Regions from separate parts of the Homo sapiens genome. Here region 2 is linked to region 1. Evidence: chromatin contacts called from ENCODE Hi-C or POLR2A ChIA-PET data. All regions are on one chromosome and are shown on one strand. Each heading gives the region's core, a stretch centred on a gene start or an enhancer-like site at or near the end of the contact. The rest is flanking DNA. Distances are from core to core; before and after follow the strand shown. Region 1 overlaps INSR (insulin receptor). Region 2 holds the start of TIMM44 (translocase of inner mitochondrial membrane 44).

What was found. A loop is a pair of places that touch in the nucleus more often than their neighbours do. ChIA-PET counts read pairs that join two places held with the same protein, here RNA polymerase II (POLR2A). Pooled maps may share reads with other maps.
Region 2: a map of CD4-positive, alpha-beta T cell shows a loop between it and region 1 (2.8-fold over the local background). The contact joins the promoter of TIMM44 here to the enhancer-like site in region 1. A Hi-C loop is called at or near these places in 1 of 168 maps with a recorded cell type or tissue (CD4-positive, alpha-beta T cell) and 6 of 50 pooled maps. POLR2A ChIA-PET finds 5 or more read pairs at or near these places in 1 of 52 experiments (activated naive CD4-positive, alpha-beta T cell).

The regions. Positions count from the first base shown.
Region 1 is chr19:7,190,737-7,194,425 of GRCh38, forward strand. All of the region lies in intron 2 of INSR (insulin receptor), which reads right to left. Among named protein-coding and RNA genes, the nearest start is that of INSR, 100 kb to the right of the region's middle. RefSeq lists enhancers at 1,647-1,736, 1,787-1,876. Within about 2 kb of position 1,835, at least 2 of the 41 ENCODE cell types and tissues checked have a DNase peak (open chromatin) inside an H3K27ac peak, as active enhancers do.
Region 2 is chr19:7,941,866-7,945,554 of GRCh38, forward strand. It overlaps TIMM44 (translocase of inner mitochondrial membrane 44), which reads right to left and starts at 1,801. Exons shown (of 13, transcript NM_006351.4): 1 at 1,742-1,801. The coding sequence starts at 1,786. RefSeq lists enhancers at 822-1,365, 1,366-1,908, 1,535-1,904, 1,909-2,452, 2,453-2,995 and a silencer at 1,935-2,004.

The sequences.
Region 1 (3,689 bases), core at 585-3,084:
TGTTGATCAAACTACAAAATTTCACTTAGGAGAAATAAGCTTTAGTTATGTATTGGACACAATGGTTGCTATAATAAGTAATAGTGCACTGGACATTTCAAAATTGCCAAAAATGTAGATATTTTTAACCATAAAACAATGATAAGTATGTGAGGTGATAGCTTTTAAATTGGCATGACTTAGTAATTCTACAATGTAAACAGATATCAAAACATCACATGGTACCCCATAAATATGTAACATATACAATTATTATTTGTCAATTTTAAAAAAATAGAGGCTGGGAACGGTGGCTCACGCCTGTAATCCCAGCACTTTGGGAGGCCGTGGCAGGTGGATCACCTGAGGTCAGGAGTTCGAGACCAGCCTGGCCGACATGGTGAAACCCCATCTCTACTAAAAATACAAAAATTATACAGGCGTGGTGGCAGGTGCCTGTAATCCCAGCTACTTGGGAGGCTGAGACAGCAGAATTGCTTGAACCCGGGAGGCGGGGGTTGCAGTGAGCCGAGATTGTGCCACTGCTGGAAGAGAGAGTGAGACTCTGTCTCAAAAAGAAAGAAAAGAAAAGAGAAAGAAAGAAAGAAAAAGAAAGAAAGAAAGAAAGAAAGGAGGGAGGGAGGGAGGGAAGGAGGGAAAGAAAAGAAAGAAAAGCCACTCGGGGTGGCCACTGCACCCCCTAGCTGAGTGGGAGTCCTCTAAACTGGTGCTGGACGTTTCCACATACTCTTGCTCCCCATACTGGTTCCTCTGAACTCGGATTGTTAGACAGAATGTGAAAAGCTCCACATGAAAATCACAAGCCTGCCAGGCGCAGTGGCTTGTGCATGTAATGGCACTTTGGGAGGCTAACACGGGAGGATCTCTTGAGTCCAGTAGTTCAAGACTAGCCTGGGCAAAATAGCCAGACCCCTGTCTCTACAAAAATAAAAAAATTAGCCAGGTGTGATGGTGCACACCCGTAAACCAATAGTCCCAGCTACTCGGGAGACTGAGGTGGGAGGATTGCTACAGCCCAGGGGTTTGAGGCTGCAGTGAGCTGTGACTGCACCACTGCACTCCAGCCTGGGCAATAAAGCAAGACCCTATCTTTAAAAAGAAGAGAGAGAGAAAAGAAAGAGAGAGTGAAAGAAGGAGGGAAGGAAGGAGGAAGGGAGAGAGAGAAAAGAAAGAGAAAGACAGAAAGAAGGAGGGAAGGAAGGAAGGAAGGAGAGAGATAAAAAGAAAGAAGGAGGGAAGGAAGGAGGGAGGGAGGGGAGAGAGAGAGAAAGAAAGAAGAGGGAGAAAGAAAGAGAAAGAAAGAGGCAGGAAGGGAGGGAGAAAGAAAGAAGGAAAGAAAGAGAGAAAGAAGAAAGAATACAGAAAGAGAAAAAAGAAAAGAAAGAGGGAGAAAGAAGAAAGATAAGAGAGAGAGAAAGAGAAAGAAAAAGAAAGACAGAGAAAGAAAAGAAAAAAGAAAGAAAAAGAAAGAAAGGAGAAAGAAAAGAAAGAGAAAGAAGGAAGGGAGGGAGGGAAGAAAAGAAAAGAAAAGAAAAGAAAAGAAAAGAAAAGAAAAGAAAAGAAAAGAAAAGAAAAAAATCACAGGCAGCCCAGGCTGGGGAAAGGGCATGACACAGATGAACTAGCCACAAAACAGCAGCTTCTTCTGGTGAGAGAGACCGCAAAGTGAAGACATTATGAAAGCCACGTGTCATGCAAGATGAGAAACAGCCCCAGTGGAGGACGGGGTTGACTTTCCTCTCCCTGTGCCCCTGACCTGATCCCCCTCATTGACACGTAATGAGCCCAAGTGTCCGTTCCTGCCCAAATTCTGGTTTGGGGTAGGGACAGTCAGCAGCCCAGGCTATGTCTGCCAGACAAGATGGCAGACTTGCAGGAAAATGCCAAACCGTCCGGGGGCTGTCACTCCCTCACACCTGCACACAAGTGCTGCTGTGTATGTAGGGAACATCTACCCAGACCTCCCCTCTCCAAAAATGCAAGTTCTGTGTCCATCCGCTGTCTCCCCTTCAAAGCCACATTGAGCTGCTGGTCCCAATTTTCCCCCAGTTCTCCCTAAACCTCCCAAAAGCTCCTGGGTGAGCACACAGAAGCAACTATCATCTTCCTGAAACTTTCAGCTGCGGTGGCTTTTTCACTATACACTGCTGAGAAGATCAGGGACTAAAATCTAACTAAGTTGACGGAGGAGAAAGGAGACCGCTGTGTCAGAGTCCTCTGGTGGACCCTCCCCAAGAAAGACAATGTCCCCACTAAAGGACCCCTTCCCTAGACAGAGGGAGTCACAGAAACACCAATTTGCTTCAGGGAGGCAGTTCAAAGCAAAGGAACGAATCTTGCACCAAGAGGCAAGTGCAATTTGATGCAGTATTTCTTTTTTTTCTTTTTTTTTTTTTCCCCAGATGGAGTCTCACTCTTGTCCCTCAGGCTGGAGTGCAGTGGCACGATCTCAGCTCACTGCAACCTCCGCCTCCCGGGTTCAAGAGATTCTTCTGCTCATGCCTGTAATCCCAGCAGGCTAAGGAGGCTAAGCCTGGGAGGCTAAGGTGAGCGGATCACGAGGTCAGGAGAGCCAAACCATCCTGACCAACATGGTGAGACTCCGTCTCCACGAAAAATATAAAAATTAGCTGAGCATGGTGTCGCGCACCTGTAGTCTCAGCTACATGGGAGGCTGAGGCAGGAAAATCACCTGAACCTGGGGAGCGGAAGTTGCAGTGAGCTGAGATCACGCTACTGCACTCCAGCCTGGCGACAGAGTGAGACTCCATCTCATAAAAAAACAAACAAAAAAATTAGGGGCAGGAGGGGGGAGGACACATGGGACATATGTCCCTCTGAAAGGGACACAAAAAAGTGCCCTATTTTATTTTTATTTTTTACTATGTATGTGTACTATCCTGTCAAAACTGACATATATTTGGAAATACATATTTTTTTCAAGTAGCTTCTTCTTTCATTTATTTATTTAGAGACAGTGTCTCACTCTGTCGCCCAGGCTGGAGTGCAGTGGCATGATCTTGGTTCACCGTAACCTCCGCCTCCCAGGTTCAAGTGCTCCTCCTACCTCAGCCTCCTGAGTAGCTGGGACTACAGGCGTACACCACCATGCTTGGCTAATTTTTGTATATGTATATATACATTTGGTAGAGATGAGGTCTCACAATATTGCCCAGGCTGGTCTTGAACTCCTAGGCTCAAGAGATCCGCTCTCCCCGAGCTCCCAAACTGGGCATAGGCGTAAGCCACAATGCCCAGCCAGGAAATACATTTTTCAAAAGCCTCTGCTAGACAGTAAACAATGTTATTGATCAGTTACATGATTCTACTCCCAAATATTCTAATAATGACAGGCATCGGTGAGAGCTTTTACAAAGGTTCTCTTAAAATCATCTTTGTTGGCTGGGCATGGTGGCTCACGCCTGTAATCCCAGCACTTTGGGAGGCTGATGCAGGAAGATCACTTGAGGTCAGGAGTTCGAGACCAGCCTGGCCAACATGGTGAAACACTCTCTATTCAAAATACAAAAATTAGCTGGGCGTGGTGGTAGGCACCTATAATCCCAGCTACTTGGGAGGCTGAGGCAGGAGAATTGCTTGAACCCAGGAGGCAGTCGTTGCAGTCAGCCAAGATCGTGCCACTGCACTCCAGCCTGGACGACAGAATGAGACTTCATCTCAAAAAAAGA
Region 2 (3,689 bases), core at 551-3,050, 750 kb after region 1:
GCGAGCCCACCCCATTTCTGCCAGCCTCCAAAGATGAGAGAACTGGATTTTTCAGACACAAACATCGATAATGTGTTGCCCCAGGGACAACTCTGGAATAAACCTACAATGTCCTCCTCAAGGGTTGAGCTATAAACAGAGTAATTTAGGGGAGTCGCTCTGGGCAAAGACTGGGCTGATCTCATGTAAAAGGCACTTGCTGGCTGGGCGCGGTGGCTCACGCCAGTAATCCCAACACGTTGGGAGGCTGAGGTGGGAGGATCACCCGGTCAGGAGTTCGAGATCAGCCTGGCCAACATGGTGAAATCCCGTCTCTACCAAAAATACAAAAATTAGCCGGGCGTGGTGGCACACACCTGTAGTCCCACACACCTGTAGTATTGCTTAAACCCGGGAGGTGGAGGGTGCAGTGAGCCGAGATCTTGCCTTAAGTTCTGTGCAGGCACTGAGCTGGTGGCTCATGCCTGTAATCCCGATACTTTGGGAGGCTGAGGCGGAAGGATCGTTTGAGCTCAGGAGTTTGAGACCAGCCTGGGCAACATAGCTAGACCCTGCCTCCATAAAAAATTGGGGGAAAAAAAAAAAGCTCTGTGCAGGTCCTGTTCAGCTCGGCACCCTGTCACCCAGCACAGAACCTGGCGTGTTGATGTCAAAAGACCAGGTACAACTTCTCCACCATTTCCACATTTCCTGGGCCGTTTTTCTCTCTGTTCTCTGCCTCCTACCTCTGAGAACCCTATGCAACATCCCAAACTTACACAGGTGCCTACTATCTCCTGTATTTACTTGAGGATAACTTTTTTTTTTTTTTTTGAGACGGAGTCTCCCTCTGTTGCCCAGGCTGGAGTAAAGTGGCAGGATCTCGGCTCACTGCAATCTCCGCCTGCCGGGTTCAAGTGATTCTCCTGCCTCAGCCTCCCAAGTAGTTGGGATTACAGGAGCGCGCCACCATGCCCGGCTAATTTTTTTGTATTTTTAGTACAGATGGGGTTTTAGTAGAGATGGGATTTCACCATGTGGGCCAGTGGATCTCGAACTCCTGACCTCAGGTGATCCACCTGAGGCTGAGGCAGGAGAATCGCTTGAACCCGGAGGCAGAAGGAGGCAGAAGTTGCAGTGAGCCGAGATCGCGCCATTGCACTCCAGACTGGGCGACAAGAGCGAAACTCTGTCTCAAAAAAAAAAAAAAAAGAGAAAAAAGAAAAAACGAAGAGCACGAGCAATATGAAGTACTACTTTCTGAGTGCGCCTTACACGTCTTGACTGCCACTGCCCTGTGGACCCAAGAGCCTGCTAGGGCGCGAACCACCTCTCGCACATCCACAATGAACGTTAGAAGAAACGAGACAAGAAATGCTCTCGGTAGAGAACTTGGCATTTAACCGCGAGCTGTGAATTTCACGTTTTTTTGCCTTCCCCTCTACTTTTTTCCACGGGACGCCGCCGCCCCGGCTACCATTCTCTCTCCTGTATACGTGGAGTCTGATCAGAGGGCGAAGGGTGATCAGCTCCCTCCCAGGTCCCGCGCATCGCCGCCCCCTGCCCGGTAAGCTCGGTCCCCGCCCTCAGGCCACGCTCTGTGCCCCCTGTCCTGGCCTCTGCTACCCAAAGATCTAACCCCAAGCTTTCTAAGGAGCCCAAGCAAGGGTCGCGAAGGCCAAGGGTCTGAGAAGAAAGCCTTGGTGGCCGAAGGCCCAGAAGACCCCTAAGCTCGCCCTGCCAGCGCCGCACCGCCGCTCACCCGTGGACAGCGGCACCAGCCACTCCGCAGGGCCGCCGCCGCCATGTTGGAGAATCGTGTGACCTTCTCGCGGCGCGGCCCGGTTGCGTCATCCGCCGCTTCGGCCTAGAGCCGCGCAAGCCTGAGAAAAGCCGCTCCAGGAGCGGGGTTTCGGGTAGGGAGAGCCCTCCGATTGGGTCCGTCATAGGGCGGGGCATTAAAAGGGTAGGGAATGCCTAGAGAGCTTGACCTCTGATAGGGCAGTGTTTTGGAAGGACGGGGCCCGTGACTGGATGTGGCCCGGGGGAGGGCACTCCTGGGAGGGTCAGATCTGTGATTGGGCGCGACTACGAGGGGGCGGAGCCCAGGGGCGTGTATTCCGTCACTTGCGGTGATTCGGCTACAGAACGCGCCGGGCGCTGGTGGCAGGTGGTACAGGCACGTGGATCCACCGACCACAAGGACGGATTCGATTGGATTCTGATTGACCGGCGGACCAGCTCCAGAGTAATTGTCTATGGCTGCCCCTGCAATGACTGATTGATTGACAATGGCTGAGAGACCAGCAAGTGAGTCGCTCCGAGAAAGCGAAGGAGCCCACTCTTGTGCGGCGCTTTGGGAAGACGCCTGTTGGTTTTGACCCCGAATAAGAAGAGGAAGCTGAGAGCGGGCTGACTGTGGTCCAGTCCTACTTCGATTCAGTGTGAACTGACACTCTGATCTGAAGACGCTCAGGCCTTTGTCATTTCAGCACCCCAGATGCTATTTTCCATTCGAAGAATGCCGCCACCAGGTGGCGGTATTTTAACATGGCCATGCAATCCGGGTATGAGGAGGAGGGTTGGTCCCCTGGGAGAGCTAATGTATGTTGCTGTTGCTGTTTGTCTTATTGGATCCTTTTTTTTTTTTATAGAGCCAGAGGCTTGCTCTGTCACCCAGGCTAGAGTGCAGTGTCGTAATCTAGCTCACTGCAGCCTCCAATTCCCAAGCTCAAGCGATCCTCCTGCCTCAGCCTCTGAGTCACTGGGATTACAGGCGTGAGCTACCGCACCCGGTCTTTTTGCATTACTAACCTGTGATATGGGTTTATGGGACTTCATTATTTCAAAGGGAGGCAGCTTGGCCCCGGAGAGCATGCATTCCTGGCTTCTGCGATGGATAGACTTGTGTTCTCCATCTCAGGAGCTCCCCCTCAAGGTGGGGGTAAGAGATGAGGGCTTCCACTCTGGCTTTGTTCGAGATGTCTTGATGCCAAGAGGAGCAAACTAGTTAAGCGGTTGGTGTACACAGGTGTGTTGCTAAGAATAAGGTCTGGGCTAGAAATATGGATTCTTAGTTGTGGTTGAAAGTACGGAGTTTGGCCGGGCGCGGTGGCTCATGCCTATAATCCCAGCACTTTGGGACACTGAGGCGGGAGGATCTCTCCAGCCCAAGAGTTTGAGACCAGCCTGGGCAACATAGTGAAGACCTCTTCTTTACAACAAATACAAAACATTAGCTTGGCGTGGTAGCATGTGCTTGTAGTCCCAGCTACTCAGGAGGCTGAGATGGGAGGATCGTTGAGGCCCGGGAAGTTAAGGCTGTAGTGAGCCGTGATCGTGCCACTACACTACACTACACTACACTACACTACCTGGGCAACAGAGAGAGACCTTGTGTCAAAAAAAAAGAAGAAGAAAGAAAGAGAGAGAGAGAAAGGAAAGAAAGAAAACTACAGCATTGGACACTCAGAGGCAGTGTGTCATATAAGCATGTCAAAGACCCAAAGATAAAGTGGAGATAGAAGACTCCTTTAAGCCAGGATCCGTGGCTCAGTCCTATTATCCCAGCAACTCAGGAGCCTGAGGCAGGAGCATCATTTGAGCCCAGGAGTTACAGACCAGTCTGGGCAACATAACGAGACCCTATCTCTACAAAAATAAAAAAATAAGCCAAGCATGGTGTCTCTCGCCTGGAATTCCAGCTACTT